Regions from separate parts of the Homo sapiens genome. Here regions 1, 2, 3, 4, 6 and 7 are each linked to region 5. Evidence: chromatin contacts called from ENCODE Hi-C or POLR2A ChIA-PET data. All regions are on one chromosome and are shown on one strand. Each heading gives the region's core, a stretch centred on a gene start or an enhancer-like site at or near the end of the contact. The rest is flanking DNA. Distances are from core to core; before and after follow the strand shown.

Region 1 (3,778 bases), core at 893-3,392, 580 kb after region 5:
ACATTTGTTAATCTTCCAAAGGCAGCCAACTAGATCTTAAGGGGTCAAGTGGAAAGATGTAATATATAGGTAGCCTGCTAGCTCAATTCAACAAATGTTAATGGATACAAGGCAGCAAGTAAGGTGCTGTGGAAACTGCTAAGATAAGCCAGCTGCCCGCAGGGAGTTTGAGGTCTTACAAAAAGAGCAATGCTGTATAAAGCAGACTTTTGCAAAGGTGGCAATGCAGACACAGAGAAGGAGGCCCAGCATTATATATAGAGAGAGTCAATGACTAAAACCCAGGGAGAGGCTGGGAGTGGTGGCTCACACTTGCGATCCCAGCATTTTGGGAGGCTGAGGCAGGAGGATTGCTTGAGGCCAGGAGTTTGAGACTAACCTGGGCAACATAGCAAGACCCCATCTCTATAAAAAATAAAAAAATTAGCTGGGTGTGGTGGTTCGCACCTGTAGTCCTAGCTACTCAGGAGGCTGAGGTGGGAGGATTGCTTGAGCCCAGGTGTTCGAGGCTGCAGTGAGCTATGATGGCACCACTGCACTTGCCAGACTGGGTGACAGAGTGATACCCTGCTCTAAAAATAAATAAATATGTACATACATACAAGAAAAAATAAAAGTCAAGAAAGGTAGCATTTGAGGTGGGCCTTTAGGTTGATTAAGTATTTATTTGCATGCTGGCTTTACTGATAAGAAAGAACCGTCAGGCTGGGTGCGGTGGCTCACGCCTGTAATCACAGCACTTTGGCAGGCCGAGGCAGGTGGATCACCTGAGCTCAGGAGTTTGAGACCAGCCTGGCCAACATGTTCAAACCCTGTCTCTACTAAAAATACAAAAATTAGCTGGGTATGGTGGCAGGCACCTGTAATCCCAGCTACTCCGGAGGCCGTGGCAAGAGAATCACTTGAACCCGGGAGGTGAAGGTTGCAGTGAGCCGAGATCAAGCCATTGCCCTCCAGCCTAGGCGACAAGAGCGAAACTCCGTCTCAAAAAAAAAAAGAAAAAAAGAACCTTTAAAGCAAAGCGTAGGGAACCAACCATGTGACGAAGGAGCAGAGGTGGAAAGGTCTCTGTCACGTTTAAAGAATGGTGGTTAATCTATGTGGCTGCAGGAATAGTTTAGCCTGTGGGGACTTAGACCTGGAAACGTATGTCTGAGTCAATTTATGAAGGACTTTGAACATCAGGCAGAAAGATTTGGACCTATTTGCAAAGGTGAACTATCAGTTTTTGTGTGCAGGTTAGTGACATGATTCTTATGGCGTTTTAGGCAACAGCTAAACTGGGTCATACAAGATTAGGTACTAAAATGCCATCTTCTTGTCCAGCTGAGAAAGGGATTTTAATTACGTAATTAAACTCATGAATGTGGGAAGGGGCTCTTACTTCACAAGGCCAACCTCAGCTCTTTCCCAATTATATAAACAAGTTTTTGTTTGTTTTTTTGTTTTTGTTTTTTTTAAACAAGCCTTCCAGACTTAGATCTCTGGGAAAAGAGAAGTAAATACTGACACAGGCTTGCTTTGTTTTCCCAAGAGAGGTCTCCCAGGCGATTTATCTAATTACCTAGAAAAAAAATTTAACTTGTTTTTCCCTTTAGATTTCAGCCGAGCTGGAAGCGGGAGGGGGGAATTGCAGTATTGCCTTAGATTTTCTAGATTTGGTTTGGACGCAATATTCGTCCTGAGGGAGTCCCTCCAAGGCCTCTCGGAGCGGGCAGCCTCTAGGCATTTGTTCAAGGCAACAAGGAGGGAGCTTAGAAGAACTTAAGAGAGGCGGGGAGCTCTGCAAAGGGCTTATTTTAAAAAGAAAGGGAAAAAAGGTGGGGCGCGCCGTCTATCTTTTTAGAATAATTCTGTAGGAAAACGAATCGGAGGTAAAGCCATGCCCTCTGGTCAGGGTTTCTGGACTAGAAACTGCCTGAGCTTTACGCACAGGAAAGGACAGTGGCTCTTCACTCTCCCGGCCGCATCACTCGGCACCTAATTCCGCCAGGCTCCCAGAGGGGCGGTTGCAGCTACAGCCTAGCACGCCGCGTAGCCAATAAGAAGCCAGAATTCCCCCTATTCTCAAATCCTGACCAATCGGTGGCCTGAACTTTAGCTCTCTGGCCGGCGCCTCTGTTGCCCGGAAGGGAGGCAAGCCCCCTTAGAGTTGCCAGTAACGGACATGGCTGCGGCCCCCGGAGGAGGGGACGTGAAGTGAGGAGGGGGTTGGGAGGGGAGAGGACGCGGGCGAGGAAGACCAGCCCCGGGGCCCCGGTAAGTACGAGAAGGCCCGTGGCCCGAAAGTGGGGAGCAAGGGGGCGTGGGGCTCGGCCTTGCGCGTCCTTTGGATTCTTGGCCAAGGAAAGGGGAGTCTGGGGTCTGCACCCAGAGAACGGCTTAAGGGGATGCCTCCTGAGGGGGAGTCCAGGGACTGGCTCTAGTCTCCAGCTCTTGACCATTGCCTTCCCCCGAGTCTTCAGACTCTTGCTCTCAGCCCTGGATTGGTCCATTGTGGGGTCTCTCGCCAGAAATAAAGCCTCTCGCCAACAAAGAATCCCTGCCCCAGGTCTGTCGTGCCTAGGCCCTGGCCCAGAGGGCTCCCAACGCCGACGCCCTGAGTATTTATTTCGAGGCCCCTGGGAGTCCTCATCCCCGACCTAAATAAAGACCGTTGTCCCGCCTGCGCGCGCTCTCCGCAGCCGCCCGGGGTCCTCGCGCGGCCGTCCCCAGCTGGATGGAGCCGGCCGAGGGGCTCCTGGCAGCCATCCCTGATCTTGCAGTTTGGAGCGGGCTTTTTTTTCTTTCCGCCTTTCCAGAAGCGTTTTCAGGCTCCTCGGAAGCTCACCATCCATGCCATCGGATAAAGTGACTCCTGTGGAATGCCCTCGTTCCTGTACCGCACACCCCTGGAGCCCAGGTCTCCTGGTTCCTAGCATGCCACGATGCGGCCCCTGCCCGCTGCCCAGCGCCAGATGCAAGCAAAGCCCCGCTCTTTCATTGGTGTGTCACCGCGGGCTAAACTTTGGCGTTGCCTTGGTCACGTGCTGCTACATCCCACCCTCTCTCCTGAGTTTTTCGGTGGCTCTTGAGGGAAAAAAGGAGGGAGCTCGTTATGGAATCTGTTTTCCTTCTGCTATGTGGGTGTATGCATTGGAGAGAAGGATCTTTTTCTCATGATTTATCCAAGACGCTCAGCTTTAGTGACATAGTTGTTATTCCGCAGGTAATCTTGGAAGATGGAAGCAGGGAGGGGGCAGTTTTAACATTTTCATTTTGCAGATGTGGAGATTGTTCGGAGAGGCAAGGCCAGGGTCACCTAGAGCCAAACTAGAATCCGAAAGTCCAGGGGCTTGAGTTCTTTATCCGCTAGACCTAGTTGTTTCCTAGGTGTGACCTGAGGAGATCAAGTTCCCTGACTCCCCTGAGCTCTTGCAGGGTGGCTCTGGGCATTAAAAGCGATGGGCATTAAAAGTAGGATCCTCCTATGCTTCCTGGCAATGACTAGGGTCTTCATACCTGGTTTGCATTCAGTAATTTTAAGAAGCCAGCAGGTAGTTCTCTGGCAGACTTCTTGTATTAATATTCATTGTAGTCTCTGTCTGTATTGGGGGCGTAAATTATTTTAGTGATTCTCAGGGCAGCGAGAGGCAGAGTAAGAGGAAGGTATGCCTCTTCCTTGGTTTTTGGGAACCATTACAGTGTCATTAGAGATGTTATTAACAGGAACGCGTTGCATACAGGAACAGCGTGGAGGCAGAAAAAGATTGAGAGCCATTGAAGAGAGAAGAAATGG
Region 2 (2,500 bases), core at 1-2,500, 640 kb after region 5:
AAAAGGGGCGCGAGGAGGACGGAAGGAGCGGGGAGATGGAGGTGCCCGCCGACCCCGCAAGAAAAGTTAGTTTGCGCCCGCCCCCAGGGGCGCTGACCCCCAGCGCGGGCCCCGCAGCCTCACCTCTCCCGGCCGCCCGCCGGGGTCCGGCTGGCCCTGCTCGGTCCCTGGCACTCAGGACGGTGGCTCCCACTCCCCCCTGCCCCCCTTTCTCCTTCTCCTTTTCCAAGGCCGGCTCGGCGCCTCCCGCAGGAAATCCCGCCCCTCCCCCCTCCCTCCCGCCGGATCGGGAACGGAGGGACCGTCCCGGCCGCGCAGTCAGGCTGTCAGTCAGCACCGGCGGCTCCGCCCCCATCCGCGCCAGATCCCGCCCCAACTCGTGCCCGCCCGGACCGGGGGCGCTGACCGGATCAGCGCATGCGCCCAGGTGAAACGGAGGGGCGGGGGGCGCGGGGGCAGAGGTGACCTGGGGCTCTGGACTTAGACCCAAGGGCTAGACACCCCGGGTCTGACTGGTGGGAGAGAAGACGTAATGTGAAGGGGGTTGGCAACCAAGACGCGGGACCCCACTTGCAGTACCCCCCGTCTGCGGCCGGCGTCGCCCACCCGCAGCCGCCGGCCGGGCAATGGCACCACCTAGCGGACGGCACCAGTGCGGGGACCCCAGCCTCGAGGAGGCGCTCGTGCCGGGCGGAGGTGGCGCTTCAGCACCGTCGTGGGCCGGACAGCGCCTCCCGCCCCCGGCCCTCGAAACCTGGCTTCGGAGCCCAGCCGTAGGGACCGGACGGAAGACACCGAAGGAATGGCGAACCTCCCCGGACCGCTCCTGACAGTTCCCGGGTGGCCTTCGGCCTGCAAAGTCGGAATTTGCACACCCTCCGCTCGTCCTTCCCTGAGCCCTTCTGCCCTCCTTGCCCAGCCCGGGCGGTGGGGACTAAGCAGCGCGAGGCTGCAGAGGGGCGGTCACAAGTGTGACCATTCGCACTGCACTCCAGACGCCGGCTCCTCAGGCTTTACTGGAGAGAAGCCCCGAGGAGGGCTAGGGGCAAAAGAGGGGCCTTCTGCATCTCCAGCAACCTGCGGGCTGAGCTCCCAGACCCGGCGTCGGGGTGCGCTTCCGGGCGGGCGCTAGGACCGGGGACAATCAGGAGGGCGCAGAGCGGGCTGGGGCGGTGCAGGGGGCGGGGCTGCCGCGGCATTGCGGATCGGCGGGCACTAGGGCAGCGCGGAGCTCCGGCGGTGGGCGGGGCGTGGCGGCGCGCGCAGCGGCAGGCGGCGGCGGGATGGAGCCCGAGCCCGAGCCCGCGGCCGTGGAGGTTCCCGCGGGGCGCGTGCTCAGGTGCGGCGCGGCCCGGCCGGAGTGGGTGTCGGGGGCGCGGGGCCAGCGCGGGTAGGGAAACCGGCGCCCGGGACCCGGCCAGGCGGCCCCCGATGCGCGGCGCTGACCCCGCGTCCCCTTCTCCCCCAGCGCCCGGGAGCTCTTCGCCGCCCGCTCGCGGTCGCAGAAGCTGCCCCAGCGCTCGCATGGCCCCAAGGACTTTCTGCCCGACGGCTCGGCAGCTCAGGCCGAGCGGCTGCGCCGGTGCCGGGAAGAGCTCTGGCAGCTGCTGGCAGAGCAGCGCGTGGAGCGCCTGTGAGAGGGGCGGGCCCAGGGGTAAGGGAAGCGGGGGCGAGGCGGGCCGCGGGGTCTCCGGAATGGACTGACGCAGACCCCTCCCCACTCCTCGCCAGGGGCAGCTTGGTGGCTGCCGAGTGGAGGCCAGAAGAGGGCTTCGTGGAGTTGAAGTCTCCCGCGGTGAGCGGCGGGCTCGGGGACCGGGGACCGCCCTCCCTGCCCTCCCTGCCCTCCCTCCCTTGTGACACTTGCTCTGGGCCCCACACAGGGCAAATTCTGGCAGACCATGGGCTTCTCAGAGCAGGGCCGGCAGCGCCTTCACCCGGAAGAGGCCTTGTATCTTCTGGAGTGTGTAAGTGGGGCCCGGGAGGTGGGGAAGGAGTTGGGACCAAAGAACGGGAAGGACACGTTTTATCGGAGAAAAAGCACACACAACCCGGTCTTTAGAGAACTGATAACCAAACTTCTAAAGCAGGAGGTGGTACGTTGCAGGGAGCAGGGATTCCAGTCCACATTAGTGATGCTGCCCCACTTTCCTGGTTGGCCACATTCTTGATGCGCTGCTGAGAGGGGGAGGGGGAGGTATCAGAGCTGGGAAGTTGCCCCATTCCTCTGTGGCACTGTAGTGAGGGCTCATAAGCTGAGCTGTTGGCCCCACTTCCAGGGCTCCATCCACCTCTTCCACCAAGACCTGCCACTGTCTATCCAGGAAGCTTACCAGCTGCTGCTGACCGACCACACTGTGACCTTCCTGCAGTACCAGGTATCTGCCACCACCCCGCCTCCGGGAGCCACCCATCCACTGAATCAATGAGTATTGACAAGTACCCATAAGGTGCCAGGCACAGTGTCACATGCTGGGGCTGCAGGGCAGACGAGGGCTAT
Region 3 (3,700 bases), core at 264-2,763, 910 kb after region 5:
AGCAGTTTGGATGATATCATCTCCCAACTCCACCAGTACACACTTATTCTGAAGCTCATGATATACATCTATTATTTAAAATCCAGTGCTGTGAACTCTATTTCTTCAGTCAGATCACACTTGAGTATTGTGAGGCTAACATAAACCAAGTAACTTGCGTTTAATCATAGGATTAAAGCAATATACTACAACTTTTATTTGTCCTTTTGTAATTTTTCATTTTCAAACGCCCCTAGTGGCTAAACGATTTAGCCTGTTTAGGAAAAACCAGTTTCTCAACTCTGTGATGTGGCTTCTGATGTGAGGGAACTTGGAGCTAAATAAAATAAGTATGTGTCACTCAAACATTAACGATTTTCCATTAGCCCCACCACCCTTCATCCCTAAGGTTATTTGGAATGTGTTTCTTTAATGAGATAATCATTTGTTAATATAATCCCATCTAAGAAAATATAAATCAAAACCAGTGGATTTGAAATAGATTCAATATGAAAAACCAAATTAAATGACAACGGTTAAAATATCTACGGAGAACATTCTAAAACTCACAGAAACAAATGCCTAGGTCTGGGGCATCTGGCTTATTTTATAAAGTGAAGAACTTTGCTTGACTGGTGGGAAGCAGAGAGGGGAAAGATAATGTCCCAAGTAAAAAGGCTGACGTCCAGACAAGAAAACTAGAGTGGATAAATACGGGCACGCCCTACTCAAACCCAGGCCTTTCCTCTGGACCCTGTGATGCTTCTCAACACTGGCAACTTGTCAGTGTACCTCAGAGACTATTCTAGGCGGAGATTAAATTCGTCCTTGGCCCTTAATGTACTGGAAACAAGTTGGTCAGGCCAGGTGTCAGGCTGAGAAAGCACACAAGTCGTGGAGTTCCAGGTGTCGAGTTTGGCAAAGGTAAATGAAGCGCCTCGGCAAAGGCGCGGGAACTGTAGCGTGCGGTGTACCTCCTCCTTAGCAAAGCTTTCTCAATGCCTCTTAGGTTAGACCCGCCGCAGGGATGAAGGGGTTGCTGGCGGATTGCAGGTGCCTGCAGCACAGGGCCCAGAACTAAGAACCGACAACACAGATTCTTAAGCCCTGCTTGGAGCACTGCTCTGAGCTGGCATTAGAACCGAACCTAGCTGTACTAAGTATAAAGGCAAAGTAGTTATGACACTGTTGGCAGTGAAATTATACTTGGAACTCTTTCGCAGAAATCGCTAGGGCCTCCCTAGCTCTGGGCCCCTTCTCCTCCAGGCGCTCCAGTTTCATGGAAAGGCTTCCCTATGAAACTGAAAACGCGCTGGTAAGAAGGAGAAATGCGACCGGACTGCAATTCCCAGAAGCCGTCGCAGGCCCTCAGCATCCGGGACACTAGCAGCAAGGATCCCTGGGTATTGTGGTCCTGTGCTTTGCCAGCAACCCTCTGCCGACGGTAAAATTCCAGCCGGACATAGAACCACAACTCCCAGCAACCCCTGCTGCCGTGTGGGGGGTCTTCACGTTCTCGTGGCGCGGCGCAGGCGCACTGGGTCCTCGGCGCGGACCGCGCAGACTGAATAATAAAAGGGGAGCGGCGAAGAGGCAGGAAGACAAGACCATGTCGAAGGGCCCCGGGCCCGGCGGCTCCGCAGCTTCCTCGGCGCCCCCGGCCGCTACCGCTCAGGTGCTGCAGGCACAGCCCGAGAAACCGCAGCACTACACGTACGTAGAGCCCCCCCCCCCCCGCCGCGCGCGCACGCCTGACGTCAGCGGCCAGCGTGAGTCACGCGCGCAGGGAGAGCGCGAGGCGGCCTCTTCCTCCCCCCCTTCCTCCTCCGGCCCGGCCCAGACCGGTTCCAACCTGCTGGGGCCGGTCCCAACTGCCTCCAACTGCCACCAACCTCTGGTCGGGCTGTGGGGCGGGAAACTCGGTCCCGGCCGCCGAGTGGGGAAGGCGGGAGCTCGGGATGCAGAGTGCACTCTCCCTAGGCCAGGCCTTCGAGGCCTAACTGTTCCTCAGACCATAAAACCACAGTAGTAGGCTCCTTTGGGGCAGTGAGAAGTCCAAGACACAACCAAGAGGAGTTCCGTGGGGTCCAGCCCCAGAACCCACCTATGAATGATGATTAACGTGAAGTCCTGTCAGGAGATTCCGTGCAGTTTGCGCAGGAAGCCTTTTGTGTCCCTAAGGCTCGTAGGTTGTCCACGAGGGCCACACTTGCTTGAATTCACAGTCGACGTAGATAAACATGCAAAGATGGAAACGTGTCCGTGCGTGCCCATGACCGTTTCCCTCGCGGGCTGTGCGGAGCCTGAGTCTGGGAGCCCGAAGGTGATGGGTTCCAAGTATGTCTGCAGGCTCAGCAGAAATGTAGCATTAGAGGGAGCCCCAAATACTGACACTACAGGAGTCCAGCAGGATGGGAAAACCTCTTCCTGGAAGTCTTGCATCTGTGTGCTTTTAGGTCGCTGTCTTCATTTCCTTCAAGCCACGTTAAGCATTCCCTAGAGTTAGGTGATGTGGGAGAAAGATGAATAAGGGGCGGTTTCTCCTGTTAAGCAAAATGTTGCTTTCCATTTTCCCTGATGCTCTGTGAATGCCTCTCATCCCCATGGGCTCCTGAGTGATGTGCATGTTTAAAAGGATCCCCAGCTGCGAGAGGTTTTGGAACCTGGGGGGTTGAACAGCTCTTAAGTTGTTCAGTGAACGAAGAACAGAATCATCTGTTGGAGTAGAAAGAACTCAAACCAGTCAGGAGGAACTCTTGTTATAGAAGACCTTGGGAAACTGTTCTGGGGTTGGGGAACATTGGTTATAGGAAGTGTATGGTTTCTTTGTGGGATTCTTTGTTGTTGGCTGAAATCATTTAAGCTTCTTGACTACAGTCTGACTCACGTTAACCATTCCTTTTCTGATATGGACATTGCTTTCCTGGTCCTTTCTTACTGGAGATCTTTCGCAGTCTTTCCATTGATTTTGGTGAGATGTTCTTAGCTCAAAGACTACTGATGAGTTGAATGGTGTAGTCTTGATTTTCGAATCTGGAAACTTCACGTAATTGGAACTTCTTTATAATCTCTGGTTGCTCAGATCACTGTTTTTAGCAAAATAAACACATTTTGAGTCACGAGAGTCTTGGCTTCAGCAACTTGTGTTTCTGTGTTGTGTTGTCATTGAGCATACTATGGAATCTGTAATAGAAAGGCTTTCTTATTTTGGAATTGACAGGTGAAACAAGTGAACAGCTGATTAAATGTCAGTATCTGAGTCTTTGTCCTCTTGATGCTCATTTGTTTAAAACCTGTCTTTCCTGCCGGGCGTGGTAGCTCTCACGCCTGTAATCACAGCATTTTGGGAGGCCGAGGCGGATCGCATGAGGTCAGGAGTGAAGAGACCAGCCTGCCCAATATGGCAAAACCCCGTCTCTACTAAAAATACAAAAAATTAGCTGGGTGTGCTGGCGGGCGCCTGTAATCCCAGCTACTCAGGAGGCTGAGGCAGGAGAATCGCTTGAACCCGGGAGGCGGAGGTGGCAGTGAGCCGAGATCGTGCCACTGCACTCCAGCCTGAGCGACAAGAGCAAAACTCCGTCTCAAAAAACAGAAACAAAAACAAAAAAAAAGCCTGCCTTTCCATTCCTTGTGGGTAAGTATAGAGTAATGGGACCTGGCTCTTGAGGTGTCTTAGGAAATCAACAGGAGTAGGTGAAATAGCCAAGCTTGATGGGAG
Region 4 (3,428 bases), core at 823-3,322, 550 kb after region 5:
CTTTTTCTTTTCCTTTTTTTTTTTTTTTTGGAGACGGAGTCTCGCCCTGTCTCCCAGGCTGGAGTGCAATGGTGCAATCTTGGCTCACTGCGAGCTCCGCCTCCCAGGTTCACGCCATTCTCCTGCCTCAGCCTCCTGAGTAGCTGGGACTACAGGCGCCCGCCAAAACGCCTGGCTAATTTTTTTGTATTTTTAGTAGAGACGGGGTTTCACCATGTTAGCCAGGATGGTCTCGATCTCCTGACCTCGTGATCCGCCCGCCTCGGCCTCCCAAAGTGCTGGGAATATAGGCGTGAGCCACAGCACCCGGCCAAGTGTTGTAAAATGTTTCTTAATTGACTGGGCGTGGTGGCTCACACCTGTAATCCCAGCACTTTGGGAGGCTGAAACCTGCAGATCATCTGAGTTTGGGAGTTCAAGACCAGCTTGACCAATATGGAGAAACCCCGTCTCAACTAAAAATACAAAATTAGCCAGGCATGGTGGCACACGCCTGTAATCCCAGCTACTTGGGAGGCTGAGGCAGGAGAGTCAGTTGAAGCCGGGAGGTGGAGGTTGCGGTGAGCTGAGATTGCACCATTGCACCCCAGCCTGGGCAACAAGAGCGAAACTCCATCTCAAAAAAAAAATTTTTTTTTCTTAATTTTTACCTTTTAGACATTCTCCTCTCAATTTTCCCTTTCTTCGTCTTAACAATTCCACTTGGATCCACCGTTGTCATAGTTATTAAAAGCTTCTCAGACTGTATCTTTTAGCTGTTCTCTCCTGAGCATACCTGTATTGCCAGTCACCCAATGATCTCAAAACGCTTTGTAGATTACGACCATTATTTATTTTATTCTTCTTATTTTTTTTTTGAGACAGGGTCTCCCTCTGTCACCTGCCTTACCCTCCTTAGTAGCTGGGACTACAGGTGGGCACCACCACACCACACCCTGCTAATTTTTGTATTTTTAGTAGAGACTGGGTTTCTCCATGTTGCCCAGACTGGTCTTGAACTCCTGGGCTCAAGGGATCTGCCCACCTTGGCTTCCCAAAGTGTTGAGATTACAGGTGTGAGCCACTGTGCCCAGTGCCTTAAAGCTTTATAGAAAAAATAATGGCAGGCCGGGCACAGTGGCTCACACCTGTAATCCCAGCACTTTGGGAGGCCAAGGCAGGCAGGTCACCTGAGGTCAGGAGTTCGAGACCAGCCTCGCCAATGTGGAGAAACCCCGTCTCTACTAAAAATACAAAATTAGCCGGGTGTGGTGGCACATGCCTGTAATCCCAGCTACTCGGGAGGCTGAAGCAGGAGAATCACTTGAACCCGGGATGCGGAGGTTGCGGTAAGCCGAGATGGCGCCACTGCACTCCAGCCTGGGCAACAAGAATGAAACTCTGTCTCACAAAAAAAGAAAAGAAAAGAAAAGAAAAAATAATGGTCCGGAGCGGTGGCTCACACCTGTAATCCTAGCACTTTGGGAGGCCGAAGTGGGCAGATCACAAGATCAGGAGTTCGAGATCAGCCTGATCAACATGGTAAAACCCCGTCTCTACTAAAAATACAAAAATTAGCTGGATATGGTGGCAGGCCCCTGTAATCCCTGCTACTCGGGAGGCTGAGGCAGGAGAATCACTTGAACCTGGGAGGAGGAGCTGCAGTGAGCCGAGATCGCACCACTGCACTCCAGCCTGGGCAACGCAGTGAGACTCCGTCTTAAAAAAAAAGAAAGAAAGAAAGAAAAAAAATGTCTTAGGGCCCCTTTACAGAGAAAACATGCCACTCCAGCCTGTAGCTAAGCAGGTGTACCCCTGGTGGACAAGTGACTTACCCAGGACGATCACTGCCGAGGCCAGGATTTGGGAACATTCAAATGTAACTCGGTGGTTTCACATTTTACATGAAAGCATACTTCACGGTTTTAATTAGCAAGTGGAATAACTTCTACTTGCTCATGTTGTCAGCCCTACGTGTTGCCATCAACCACAGGGTAATTAGTGAGGGAAAGGATCAAGCGGCTTCTGTTGTGACAAAGAGTGCAGCATTTGTAGGTGATCCTTACCTAGGCTGGAAAATCGGGTACTTCCCTTGGTTGCCATTAGATGTCACTCGAGACAGGCAGGCATTTCCTCAGAGGTGGTTGTAGAACTAACTAACTGTAAAGGAATGCAGTCCTTTGGCTCCAAAAATGGATTCGACCTTGCTGCCCGGACTCGCCGCACTAGAAGTGCCAGGAAACGTTGTTTGATGGAGCGTGGAGGAAATATCCTGTTGCACCATATGTAATGGAAACCCTATTTCCCTGGAACCAAAACAGAATTCACGACCCAACAAGACTGCTCTCTCCCTCCCCCGCCAACCCCTAAATCTTTGTTAACCACAAGTTTCTTTTCTTTCTTTTTTTTTTGAGACCGAGTCTCGCTCTGTCACCCAGGCTGGAGTGCAGTGGCGCGATCTTGGCTCACCGTAAGCTCCGCCTCCTGGGTTCAAGCCATTCTCCTGCCTCAGCCTCCCGAGTAGCTGGGATTACAGGCGCCCACCACCACGCCCGGCTAATTTTTTTGTATTTTTAGTAGAGACGGGGTTTCACCGTTGTAGCCAGGATGGTCTTGATCTCCTGACCTCGTGATCCGCCGGCCTTGGCCTCCCAAAGTGCTGGGATTACATGCGTGAGCCACTGCGCCCGGCCAACCACAAGTTTCAATTCTTTGTGGTTACAAAAGAACAGAAATAATGTTTTCCCATTTACTTAATAAACTCAGAAGCTGCATTTTCTCTGCCTTCTATGAAACATATCTTCCCTTTCTACTAGACTCTTTTTTGGTTTTATGGCTCAAGGGCAGAAAGTTGTGGAATTTATTCTCTTTTCACTTCTAAAACATTTTCAGACTTAGATTGCTCAGTGGCAAAGTCTGATGTCTTCCTCTCTGGTTAGGATCCTGAATGTATGGACATTTTGTCTTAGGAGCAAAAATGAAATAATGCACACAGTGTGTTTAGCTCAGAGTCTAACCCTCAGCAAGCTCTTAAATGTAAGCTACAGCTGGGCACAGTGGCTCATGCCTGTAATCCCAGCACTTTGGGAGGAGGCCGAGGTGGGCGGATCACTTGAGGGCAGGAGTTCGAGACCAGCCTGGCCAACATGATGAAACCCTGTCTCTACTAAAAATACAAAAATTAGCCATGCGTGGTGGCAGGCACCTGTAATCCCAGCTACTTGGGAGGCTGAGGCAGGAGAATTGCTTGAACCCGGAAGGTGGAGATTGCAGTGAGCCGAGATTGCACCGTTGCACTACAGCCTGGGCAACAGAGCGAGACTCAGTCTCAAATGAAAAAAAAGTAAGCTACTACTACTACTGCTATTATTATTGTATGTCTGGATCATGACAGTAAGATAATTGCCAGTTAGAACCTAGAGGAACAAGATTGGTTGCAAGGATGCAAG
Region 5 (3,593 bases), core at 726-3,225:
TCTCAAACTCCTGACTTCAAGTGATCCACCTGCCTTGGCCTCCCAAAGTGCTGGGATTACAGACATGAGCCACCTGGGCTTCCGGCCCAGGAAACAGTTTCTGATTGACCCCACCTGCCTCGGCTCACGCTGCCCACATTATTGTAATTAGCTCTTTCACCCGTGTTGCCTGGGAAGCATGCACGGGTCACTTTTCAGCAGAGTGATCAACTCATCCCAGTTTCCCAAGAACTTCCAGCTTAGCGCTGAAGCCCCTTGTCCTGGGCAGTCCAGGCCAGTTGGTCACCCTACATTTCAAGCATCTGTGTGTGTGTGTATAATTAAGATATTCATCCTTTCTCTTGTCTCTCCACGGACACTCCAAGCCTCTCCAAAGCTAGGCAACTGTCTCACGTCTCAGTTAACCTGGGTATCCCCTCTCTACTCTGTCCCAAAGTCTGATGTGGAGTCTCAAGTAGAACCTGTAGCCTTGGCTTGGGGCCCTTCCTGCCGAGGCAGACACTGAAAGCCTTGAGATCCTGGCCTTCACAGGGGAAGGGGGAGGGGCAGAGGGCAGGCTGAAAGAACAGAATGGCACGGAGGACTGGAGCTATGGGTGAGGAGGGCATGGCAAGGCAGGTAAAGTTACAGAAAGCGGAGGAGGTGGGTAGCCTCGAGATGTAGGATGTTTGGGATAGAGTGAAGATAGACGAGAGAGGAGGGAAGATGAAGGAGGACAAAGTCATTTTGCAGGTCTACATAAGCCCCCTGGAGTGCTTGGCCAGGGAGGCAAAGCTGACCACCTGCCACTGACCACTCACCACCAATGTGCGTTTTACACCCCTGTCACACTGAGGACGGGAGGGGAGGGGAGCCTCAGGTGTAGGTGAGGAAGCAAGTGGGAAGTGTCCAGGCCAGATGGCTGGGAGCCCCTTCCCCATAAGGCAACCAGGAGTGCTCTTAAAACCCAAAGCGGGTGAGGCTTGCCCTTAGGACTGGAGCAGCAGGTGAATGATGGACTATGAGTAAGTGGCTTACCTTTAGCAGGTGTTGGGCCGTGTAGAAGCCAGCTGGGCCACTGCCCACCACACAGATCTGGGGGGTCTTCTCCTGTGTGGAGAAATGGTGGCAGAAGCCTGGGGCCAGGCAGAGGAGAGGGAAAAGGTCAAAATTAACTTCTCTCCCCAGTCCCAAACCAACCTGAATATCCAACAGAAGCTGGAACTTCCCAAGCTTCACCCTCACCTGCATCCTCCTTCTCTTGTTCCTCAAGGCTTTGGCATTTGCAGGGTCTCTTACTTCATCTGAACCCCCAAAGGCTGTGGGTTCATCCAGAGCCCACATCTCACCCATGAACCTACTACACCACTGCCAATGGCCTGCCCAACAACACTTCATTCCCTATCCAATCGGCTAGAATCCCACATCCTTCCAACGGCCTCCATATCATCCCAATCTCGCCCCCGTGGGTCTCCCCACGGTGTCCCTCCTCTAACCCCTCTCTCTCTCCACAAAACGCTATATTGCCCATATAGACCCGTCTTATTCCTACAGATCCCTGTTTCGACTCAGACTTTCCTCTCGCCCCACAGACCTCCGTATCATCCTCCATTCACCCCGTCTCACACCTGTAGATCTCAAAGTCTCTCCTTTTCACCTTTGTTGACCTCCGTCTCTAACCCTAGAAGCCTCACATCTCACGCACAGATCTCCGCCCACCCCCGTACACCACCGGGATCTCGCCAGCAGGAAGACACCCCTTCAGTCTCACCCTTCTCCAGCCCTGCCCCAGCTCTGCTCCGACCCCTACTCAGCGCTCGCAGGCCTCCCCGCGCTCCCATCCAGCCCCAAAGGCGCCCTGCTCCTACTCGGGGTGCTCCCGGCGGGAGGCAGCCGGGTCCGAGGCCACGCCGACCAGCCCCACCAGCGCCAGCAGCGCGAAGCCATGGCTGGGAGCAGCAACCTGCAAGTGGATCTGTTCCTAGCTACTGCTCCGCAGGGCAAGCCCGCTCCTGCCCGGGCCCGCCCACAAGCGAGGCCCCGCCCCAAACCCCGCCCCCTGCGCTCCGGGAAAGCGGAGCCTTGCGGCTCCACCCCGACTCCCGAGAGAATCCCGCCCCCAAAAGAGAGACCCGCCCTTAACTACGCCCCACCGTCGAAGCCCCGCCCCTCGGAGCATCCGGGGTATACGCGATTTAATACATTTCTCCCCAGGCCTCACCTTCCCTCCAAATCCCGGAAGCCTAGGGTTGGAAGAGAGCGAATCCCCATCGCTGTTTCAGTCCCTCCCCAAGGAAACAGCCACTAAGAAAGGAGCTTATTTTACTTAGCCGCGCCCCTCTCGGGAGGCTCTCGTCGCTCACTGATGACGCAGACGCCCTTGCCATTTGATTGCGAATCCTCCCACGTGACTTCGTCCTAGCCAATCACGAGTCCGGCTCCAAGCGAGCCTTCCCGCCGTTGGGAAATAACCAGAGTGCGGAAGTCTGGGGCGAGGGAGCTCCTTCCCGGAGCCCAGCAGCCTCCTTCTTCGACCCCGGGTGTTGTGCCGATGTAACCCCTCAAATCCCCGTCTTTGCCGGGCCAGGGAGAATATTAAACCCTGGAAAGCTCGTCCCACCTCACCTCCTTTCCCATTACATAGGTGAAGAAAAGCGGGGCGGGGCAGTGGCTTACGTATGGTACTAAGGACAGAGCGTCCGACCCCCGTGCAGCCGAGCCGGGACCAGAGTTGAGGTACTCCCCTCGGGTTCAGAATTTAAGGGGGCTCCAAAACACTCAGTAATCAAGATAAATATAATACTGCAACGTTTTAAAAGGTCAAAAGTAATGCAAAAAGTCTATGATCAAAATGTTTTTAAAAATAAGGACAGGATCCGTAGTCACAGCTGACCCAATAAGCCTAACCCCTCTTCCTTTTCCCCATGGGCCCTCTTGTCAAATATTACTTCCTTGGAGAAGCCTTTTCTCTGACCCGTCCCCTCCCAAGTTCCAAGGAGTTAAAGGCCTCTCATTCCACAGCATCTGACCTTATCCCATCATGACTTACTACACTGGTTGTCGTTTTTAATGAGATTTTAAATTCAATAATAACATACAGAAAAGTGCACAAATCATGAGTGTACAACTTGACAATATATCACAAGGTGTAACCATATAACCACCACCCAGATCAAGAAATAAAACATGGCCAGTATCCCAGGAGTCCTCTGTGCCCTTACTGGTCACTTCCCCTCCCTCCCACTGGTAAGTAAATGCTGTCTGCTTTCTAATAGGTCACTGTGTTTTATGCCTGTCCCACTAGACCAGGAGTAGGCAAACTATAGCTTGCAGGCCAAATACTGTCCACCAGCATGTTTTGGATGACCAACAAGAATGGCTTTTACTGTTTTTGTTTTTTTGGAGGTTTTGGGGTTTTTGTTTTTGGTTTTGATTTTGTTTTTTGAGACAGGGTCCTGCTCTGTCACCCAGGCTGGAGTGCAGTGGTGCTCACTGCAACCTCTGCTTCCTGGCTTGGCTCAAGCGAGCCTCAGGCCTCAGCCTCCGGAGTAGCTGGGACCACAGGTGCCTGCCACCACGCCTGGTTCATTTTTGCATTTTTTGTGGAGATGGGG
Region 6 (3,415 bases), core at 506-3,005, 990 kb after region 5:
GAGCCGGGCGCAGTGGCTCACACCTGTAATCCCAGCACTTTGGGAGGCCGAGGCGGGTGGATTACCTGAGGTTGGGAGTTCAAGACCAGCCTGACCAACATGGAGAAACCTTATCTTTACTAAAAAATATACAATTAGCCAGGCATGGTGGCGCACGCCTGTAATCACAGCTACTTGGGAGGCTGAGGCGAGAGAACTGCTTGAACCCTGGAGGCAGAGGTTGCGGTGAGCCGAGATCATGCCATTGCACTCCAGCCTGGGTGACAGAGTGAGACTCTGTCTCAAAAATAAAAATAAAAATAAAAAATAGAAGCACTTGGGCTCAGACGGTCGGCATCTGAGCAGCAGCAGACCCAGTGGAGAACAGAGTGGAGGCTCTCCCATCTGAGGCCCCGGTGGGGTGGCTCATGCCTGTAATTCCAGCACTTGGGAGGCCAAAGTGGGTGGATCACTTGAAGCAAGGAGTTCGAGACCAGCCTGGCCAACATGGTGAAACCCTGTCTCTACTAAAAATACAAAAATTAGCCGGGCGTGGTAGCGCACGCCTGTAATCCCAGCTACACAGGAGGCTGAGGCAGGAGAATCACTTGAACCCAGGAGGCAGAGGTTGTAGTGAGCTGAGATGGTGCCACTGCACTCCAGCCTGAGCAACAGAGTTGGTGCAGGGAAGAAAGCTCTCCCATCCCCTGGGCACCATGGAATCACCATATAATGCCAGGTGCAGTGGCTCTCGCCTGTAATCCCAGCACTTTGGGAGGCCGAAGTGGGCCAATCACCTTAGGTCAGGAGTTTGAGACCAGCCTGGCCAACATGGTGAAACCCTGTCCCTACTAAAAATACAAAAATTAGCCAGGCATGGTGGTGGGCGCCTGTAATCCCAGCTACTCAGGAGGCTGAGGCAGGAGAATCACTTGAACCTGGGAGGCAGAGGTTGCAGTAAGCCAAGATTGTACGCTCCAGCCTGGATGACTCCGTCTCAATAATAATAATAATAATAATAATAATAATAATAATAATAATAATAGTGATTCTACTGAGGGGGAAGATGCCCCTCCCCATATGCCTGAAGTTGAATTTCTTACTTTCTTGGCAAAGGGCAGCTTATAATCACATTTTTTTTTTTTGAGACGGAGTCTCGCTCTATATGGCCCAGGCTGGAGTGCAGTGGCGCCATCTCGACTCACTGCAAACTCCGCCTCCCGGGTTCACGCCATTCTCCTGCCTCAGCCTCCCGAGTAGATGGGACTATAGGTGCCCGCCACCACGCCCGGCTAATTTTTTGTATTTTTAGTAGAGACAGGGTTTCACCGTGTTAGCCAGGATGGTCTCGATCTCCTGACCTCGTGATCCGCCCGCCTCAGCCTCCCAAAGTGCTGGGATTACAGGCGTGAGCCACCGTGCCTGGCCTATAATCACATTTTACTTGATTTAGGGAAACTACTCAAATGGACATTTCTTTTACCTGAGTTTGGGGGAACAAATTTGTGCTTGATACACCAAGTCTTTTTCTTTCAGCCAGTTGTCCTCTTTCTAATACGCCAGTGAGAAAAATAAAACTCCTGGTAAGTCATTGGTAACTTTCTGCCACTCACCGTTGGTTGCTCTGCTGCGGAGTGGCAGATGCCCTGTGAGGCGTTGGTGATGTTTGGTGACGTGGAAGTGGGCTATTTTGGATGAGTCCTTTTTGGCCGTGGGTATTTCAAGAACACAAATTGCCCGCTCCCTCATCAGAAGCAGGGCCAGAGCGTGTCTGGGGCTGTTTCTGGTTGCTATAGAGATGGGCCCCACCCTGAAGTTCCCGCTGGGACCTCCTGGCTCTGTCAAGTTCAGTTTCCCCAGACACAGCTGCAAGGCCTGTTCTGAGCAATTCCTGCTGTTAGAGTGTTTATACACACCTCGAGTGCATTTCCGCTTCTGAGCCTCCAAAACCACAGAAAGCCAGAAAGGGGCGGTGTGACCTCTGAAGATGTCCGCATCCCAGTACTGAGGAGCCTTGGCTGGAGGGACCCCCCTCTACACCAGAGAGCTGGAGGAGAGGAGGGACCAGGGGAGGTGCTTAAGGGCCTGGCCCCTCCCTGCTATTATATTTCTGGTCCCCCTTCCCAGAGTTAGGGGGCTCTTCTCCACTTCCCTGGCAAGATGCAAGGTGGCAGTTTTAGTCATTTTCATCCTCTTTTTCCCCTCCTTAAGCTTATCTCTCACCTAAATAATAGAATGATTTTGAAACTTCAAACCCTTTTTTTTTTTTTGAAATGAGGTCTCACTCTGTCACCCAGGCTGGAGTGCAGTAGTGTGATCTCAGCTCACCGCAACCTATGCCTCCTGGGCTCAAGCAATCCTCATACCTCAGCCTTCAGAGTAGCTGAGATCCCAGGTGTGCGTCACCATGCCTGGCTAATTTTTTTTTTTTTTTTGTATTTTTGGTAGAGATGGGGTTTCACCATGTTGCCCAGGCTGGCCCTGAACTCCTGAGCTCGTGATCCTCCCGCCTCAGCCTCCCTAAGTGCTAGGATTACAGGCGTGAGCCATGGCGCCCAGCCGAAACTTCAAATCTGATTGTACTGTTTCCCCATGTGAGACCATGCCCTGGCTTCCCATTGTTCCTAGGAAAAGTCCAGAATCCTTACCAGGCTCTGCTCTGCAGGACCTGGCCTGCCACCTCGGGCCTCTCACCCTTCTGCCCTGCACTGCTGTCCCCTGCAGCGCCCTGGCTGGTCTCGAGCCCACACCCATCCTTTCTGTCTTGTTAACTCCTCCTTGTCTTTCAGGCCTCAGCAGTCCTTTCTTCAAGGAAATGAGCCCTAGAAATGGCCTTCTGCCAGCCCCATTAGGGTTCCTTCTTATGGCCACTGTCCTTTTCTTTCTTTTTTTTTTTTTTTGGCAGGGGAGGGGGGACGCGTGGTAAAATATACATAACATAAAATTCACCATTATAACCTTTTTTTTTTTTTTTTTTTTTTTGAGACGGAATCTTGCTTTGTCACCAGGCTGGAGTGCAGTGGCGCAGTCTCGGCTCACTGCAAGCTCCACCTCCCGGGTTCAAGTGATTCTCCTGCCTCAGCCCCCTGAGTAGCTGGGACTACAGGTGCCCGCCACCACACCCAGCTACTTTTTGTATTTTAGTAGAGACGGGGTTTCACCATGTTGGCCTTGATCTCCTGACCCCGTGATCCACCCACCTCGGCCTCCCAGAGTGCTGGATTTACAGGCGTGAGCCACCACGCCCAGCCAATTTTAACCATTTTTAAATGTACACTTCAGGGGCTTTAAGTGAATACGTTGTTGTGCAGCCATCAGCACCATCCATCTCCAGAACTTTATCATCATTCCACACTGAAACTGTCCCCATTAAACACCAACTCCCCATTCCCTGTTGCCCAGCCCCTGGCAACCTCCATCGTATTCTAGGGACCTC
Region 7 (3,662 bases), core at 1-2,500, 970 kb after region 5:
CTCACCTCCTGCAGGTATCGCAGCAGCTCAGAGGCCTCCGTCACATGGTTGGGCTCAGGATGACCCAGGCGGTGCAAGACAGTGTAGAGTGCGTCCTCGTAGAGCAGGGCCCGCTAAGACACACGGGGTCACCTTGGGGACCCCACCAGCCACCCCTGGCACCAACACCTCTCGCCATGGGCAGGACAAGGGCGGCTTGTGCAGCGGAGGGAGTTGAGACCCAGGAGTCCCCTCCCCACCGCAAGTTGCTTGCTGCCATCAGCGTCGGCCGGCAGGAGGACACACAGCCGCCCTCCCCACCTCTCTGCACCCCAGCACTCTGACTCTTACCTGCTCGGGGGAGAAGTGGTGGGATGGAGGCTGGATCTGCAGAGCAAGGTGGAAAGGCAGTGTCCCGGGAGGCCCAGAGCAGGCTCAGATGGACAGGAATGGCTCCTCTGAGGCCTGATCCAGGCCAAGGGTATGGGGGCCCCAGCACCCCGGCCTCCAGCCCCAGTGATGCCCCGCACCTGTTCCCCCAGCAGGCCTCCTGGAGGTCCGTCCCTGGGCCCGCCGTGGCTGAGGTCCATGGGTGCCCAGCAGCGCGAGCCCTCCGCACCCGCACCCCACCTCCCTCCCTTCCCCAGAGGAAACAGCTCTGCTTATCAGTGGCGGCTGCTCCTCACCCAGCAGCGGAAGTGAGGCTCGGCAGCGGAGGTGAGGGGGGTGCCACGTCGGCCTGGGGGTCTGCTGCTCCCCGAACAGCTCACCCCACAGCAGGGACACCCCCACCTAATGGAGTCGGCTCTTCTGAAGCTGGAGGAGTAGGGGATGGGGTCAGGCCAACCGGGAGGGAGGGGTTCTGAGAGCCTCAGACCACAGGGCCTGAGGCCCACAGTGGCCCAGAGTCCATCTGGCAGCCCCTGCTCTGCTGGCCCAGGGGGCTCTCCCCAGGGTGGAGTAGGCAGGGGAGGGTCGCTGGTCCCCAGTCCCAGCCTTCGAGAGGTGGGGCCAGACAGCAGGGCACCCGTACCCGAGACCACAGTGCTCCCCAAGGCCAGCTCTCTCCCCAGTGAGGTCACTCCTACCTCCGGGGCCATTTGGGGCGGGGGATCCTGTAGATCTCTGACTCTGCGGCGCCTTATCTTGATGGCCTGGCGCAAGAAGGGAGGGCGCTGCTGCGGATGGGAGAGGAGTGTCGCCATGGTGGCCTTCTCTGCCCTTCCCTGTCCGCTGGTGCTGGGTGAAGACAGCGAAGCCACAGGATTATGCAAAGAGCCTGGGGCTGCCACCCTCTGTCAGGGGAAGTTTTAGGGAGGGTGGCTGGGAGGGACGGAAGGGTGAGGGTTTCACCGCTTCGGAGAGGCAGTCTCCCAGGCCCCCTGCACCTTCCCCAGCTGGGATCCCTACAGGACCCTCCTCTGGCTGGAGCAGAAGGTGGACCCCGTGGGCAGGCCTGGCCCCGCCCCACCCTCCTACAGAGGCCCTGGGAAGGGGACAACGCTCTCAGCAGGGGGCGGGGGGGCCCAGAACAGGCGGGCAGCATCCTGCCCCATCCATGTGCTGTGCCCAGGCTGGGCTGAACCCTGAGAGAAGCTGACCTGGGCCCGGGGGGGTTCTCACCCCACTTCCTCGAGTGCGTCCAGACGTGGGGCGGGGCGGGGTGGGGTGGGGTGTGGTGGCGCCCAGGGTGGGGGCTCCCAAGAGGCGTCTCCCTGGAGGACAGCCAGTTGCTCAGCCTGCCTGGCCCCACAGGTGACATTCCTTGGAGATGACGGGGCCAAGCTGTGCTGGGCAGGGACAGCCCTGTGCCCCTGCCCCCACCTTGGCAGTCAGGACAGTGCTCCCTTCAGACACCCTTGAAGGGGGCTTAGCCAAGTCCCAGAGAGCTCTGGGCCAGGCTGGCCAGGAGGAGGAGGCAGAGGGGCTGCTGCCCGATCTCTCCTGAGGACAGACTTGGCTCCCGGGGGACAGGAAAATGCGCCTCAGCATGGGGCTTTCCTAGAGCTCTGTGGCCTGCCCACCCTGTGCCCAGTGCTGGGCTGGGGGACTTGCGGGCGTGTGGGCCTGGTCACGGCCTTTGGCCATTTCCCACCCTCCTGTCCCTTCAAGTTCACAGCAGGGCACGTGACGTGGGTGGTGGCAAGCCGGCTTGGCTACCTCAGTGTCCCTGTCACAGGTCCTGACGTGCTCCAGGGCTGACTCGGCCTCCTCCCTCCAGCAACCAGGACTTAGGCCAGGGCTGCCATTCCTCGAGGAGCCAGCAGGGGACAAGGTGGCAGCCCCAACTCCTCCCTTCAAGGCCAACTCTGGGCCACATCCACCTCTGTCCCAGCCAGGCCCTGGGGACTCAGTGGGGGAGGGACACAGCTGCTGAGCGACAACCGTTAAGAACCAGCTCCAGAGGCCAGAGCTGTCTTGGGGACCAGACAGGCTGGCTGGGCCGTGAGAATGGGGATCCTCCCATGGGAGGGAACCGTCCCAGAAGTCTCCAGGGCCCTCAGCGGCCAGACGGCTCTCCTTCCGGAAGAGACCCCCGGGTCACCACACGCAGAGCCAGAAAGGGTCCAGTTATTTCATTTTTACTATTTCACATTTTCAGCAAACAAATCGAGGTGCAAACAGGGTTTATTTCACATTAATATATTAACTGGATTTTTTGTCAAATAAATAGGGAATTCTCTTTAAATAACCATCTCCTCACTTCATGGCCAGTCCAGGGACAAACAAGAGTGAATGTTAGCGCATCCAGGGGCACAAAGCTTAAGGGGAAGAAGCAGGCTGGGGGGCTGGTGGCAGGTCCCGGCCAGCACACAGGGTCAGGGGCCCTTGTTCCCGGCCCCACCCAGCAGCCACCAAGTGGACAGACATGCATTCTCTGGTTCCAGTCAGGAAGCTCCTTCTAGAAGGAAGTGAGAGGTGAGGGAAAGCAAATTCCAGAAACACCAGCAAAAGGCAGAAGGGCTTCCTCCCAGCCTCGGCGGCCCTGCCCCGACGCCACCCAAGCCCTGGAAGCTCATTTTACAGCTTCAAAAGTCACACAGGGTGGCAACAACATGACCCAGGACAGGGAAGGGAAGGAAGGGTGGCGGGGGCTGCAGCTGGACCCTGGCTGAGTGGAATGCGGGCGCGGTGGCCTTCTGAGACCAGCACAGACCAGCAGAGGGAATGTGAGCAGGGTCTGGCAGGGCCCGGGAAGACACCTGGCTGGTCTGAAGTGGCTCATGAGGCTGAGTGTAGCAGTGGGTGCCAGACTGAGGGAGCTGGACTGCGGTGGAGGAGGTGGCCAGAGAGTCCCTTCGAGGGGAGAAGCTGAGAGTGAAACAGGAACAGGGGATGCTCCGTGCTCCCAGAAGAGCCCCAGACGGTGAGGGAGGTACGCTGGGCAGCACTGTGGGCTCCGGGCTGGCATGGGAAGCTGGGCGGCACCTCTCCCGAGGCCGGGGGCCCTAATGTCCCACAATGCTAGTTCCTGGTAATTGTTTATGATCAGACCTGGAGGGAGAACAAGGCGCCCCCTCCCCTCCCCAAGCCCCAGCACAGCCCCGATGGGAGGGGTAGGGTAGAGAGATGAGGGTGGGAGGCAGGGAGGCAGGAGGGCCTACTGGGTCTTCTTATCTTCCGGTGGGTAGTAGGGAGGTGGCGGCGGCTGGCTCTAAAGAAGGGAGAAAGGAGAGACTTGC

What was found. A loop is a pair of places that touch in the nucleus more often than their neighbours do. ChIA-PET counts read pairs that join two places held with the same protein, here RNA polymerase II (POLR2A). Pooled maps may share reads with other maps.
Region 1: a map of naive thymus-derived CD4-positive, alpha-beta T cell shows a loop between it and region 5 (25-fold over the local background). The contact joins the promoter of TMEM94 here to the promoter of FDXR in region 5. A Hi-C loop is called at or near these places in 1 of 168 maps with a recorded cell type or tissue (naive thymus-derived CD4-positive, alpha-beta T cell), 1 of 37 single-sample maps with no recorded cell type and 11 of 50 pooled maps. POLR2A ChIA-PET finds 5 or more read pairs at or near these places in 4 of 52 experiments (A673, activated B cell, activated CD4-positive, alpha-beta memory T cell and 1 more).
Region 2: a loop to region 5 is called in a pooled map, with 16 times the contacts of the local background. The contact joins the promoter of TSEN54 here to the promoter of FDXR in region 5. A Hi-C loop is called at or near these places in 1 of 168 maps with a recorded cell type or tissue (naive thymus-derived CD4-positive, alpha-beta T cell), 4 of 37 single-sample maps with no recorded cell type and 11 of 50 pooled maps. POLR2A ChIA-PET finds 5 or more read pairs at or near these places in 3 of 52 experiments (CD4-positive, alpha-beta T cell, HCT116 and MCF 10A).
Region 3: a loop to region 5 is called in a pooled map, with 22 times the contacts of the local background. The contact joins the promoter of UNK here to the promoter of FDXR in region 5. A Hi-C loop is called at or near these places in 2 of 37 single-sample maps with no recorded cell type and 8 of 50 pooled maps. POLR2A ChIA-PET finds 5 or more read pairs at or near these places in 3 of 52 experiments (A549, HEK293 and HepG2).
Region 4: a loop to region 5 is called in a pooled map, with 2.9 times the contacts of the local background. The contact joins the enhancer-like site here to the promoter of FDXR in region 5. A Hi-C loop is called at or near these places in 4 of 37 single-sample maps with no recorded cell type and 4 of 50 pooled maps.
Region 6: a pooled map shows a loop between it and region 5 (4-fold over the local background). The contact joins the enhancer-like site here to the promoter of FDXR in region 5. A Hi-C loop is called at or near these places in 6 of 50 pooled maps. POLR2A ChIA-PET finds 5 or more read pairs at or near these places in 3 of 52 experiments (CD4-positive, alpha-beta T cell, K562 and endothelial cell of umbilical vein).
Region 7: a pooled map shows a loop between it and region 5 (6-fold over the local background). The contact joins the promoter of UNC13D here to the promoter of FDXR in region 5. A Hi-C loop is called at or near these places in 6 of 50 pooled maps. POLR2A ChIA-PET finds 5 or more read pairs at or near these places in 4 of 52 experiments (CD4-positive, alpha-beta T cell, K562, SK-N-SH and 1 more).

What each region holds. Positions count from the first base shown.
Region 1 is chr17:75,454,493-75,458,270 of GRCh38, forward strand. TMEM94 (transmembrane protein 94) reads left to right here and starts at 2,143. Exons shown (of 32, transcript NM_014738.6): 1 at 2,143-2,259. RefSeq lists an enhancer at 1,840-1,889 and a silencer at 2,040-2,199.
Region 2 is chr17:75,515,278-75,517,777 of GRCh38, forward strand. TSEN54 (tRNA splicing endonuclease subunit 54) reads left to right here and starts at 1,251. Exons shown (of 11, transcript NM_207346.3): 1 at 1,251-1,339; 2 at 1,469-1,633; 3 at 1,732-1,795; 4 at 1,884-1,967; 5 at 2,280-2,378. The coding sequence starts at 1,284. It overlaps CASKIN2 (CASK interacting protein 2), which reads right to left and starts at 260. Exons shown (of 20, transcript NM_020753.5): 1 at 124-260. RefSeq lists silencers at 110-719, 1,110-1,489 and an enhancer at 1,031-1,325.
Region 3 is chr17:75,783,293-75,786,992 of GRCh38, forward strand. It overlaps UNK (unk zinc finger), which reads left to right and starts at 1,514. Exons shown (of 16, transcript NM_001080419.3): 1 at 1,514-1,692. The coding sequence starts at 1,589. MIR4738 (microRNA 4738) reads right to left here and starts at 1,315; the gene lies at 1,229-1,315. RefSeq lists enhancers at 1-45, 1,608-2,186, 1,776-2,175, 2,187-2,764 and a silencer at 1,576-1,715.
Region 4 is chr17:75,424,404-75,427,831 of GRCh38, forward strand. No RefSeq gene overlaps it. Among named protein-coding and RNA genes, the nearest start is that of MIR3678, 20 kb to the left of the region's middle. RefSeq lists an enhancer at 2,342-2,401. Within about 2 kb of position 2,073, at least 21 of the 41 ENCODE cell types and tissues checked have a DNase peak (open chromatin) inside an H3K27ac peak, as active enhancers do.
Region 5 is chr17:74,871,019-74,874,611 of GRCh38, forward strand. FDXR (ferredoxin reductase) reads right to left here and starts at 1,976. Exons shown (of 12, transcript NM_024417.5): 1 at 1,848-1,976; 2 at 1,018-1,115. The coding sequence starts at 1,926. RefSeq lists enhancers at 1,328-2,228, 2,026-2,320, 2,276-2,505, 3,126-3,593 and silencers at 1,716-1,845, 1,886-2,115.
Region 6 is chr17:75,862,781-75,866,195 of GRCh38, forward strand. No RefSeq gene overlaps it. Among named protein-coding and RNA genes, the nearest start is that of WBP2, 9.2 kb to the left of the region's middle. RefSeq lists enhancers at 1,748-2,042, 2,110-2,269, 2,173-2,673. Within about 2 kb of position 1,756, at least 22 of the 41 ENCODE cell types and tissues checked have a DNase peak (open chromatin) inside an H3K27ac peak, as active enhancers do; they include CD4-positive, alpha-beta T cell, where a contact is called at or near this core.
Region 7 is chr17:75,843,154-75,846,815 of GRCh38, forward strand. UNC13D (unc-13 homolog D) reads right to left here and starts at 1,251. Exons shown (of 32, transcript NM_199242.3): 1 at 1,068-1,251; 2 at 331-366; 3 at 6-113. The coding sequence starts at 1,184. WBP2 (WW domain binding protein 2) reads right to left here. Exons shown (of 8, transcript NM_012478.4): 8 at 2,546-3,634. The coding sequence ends at 3,581. RefSeq lists silencers at 521-580, 1,431-1,490, 1,501-1,660 and enhancers at 768-1,472, 1,891-1,970, 2,101-2,190.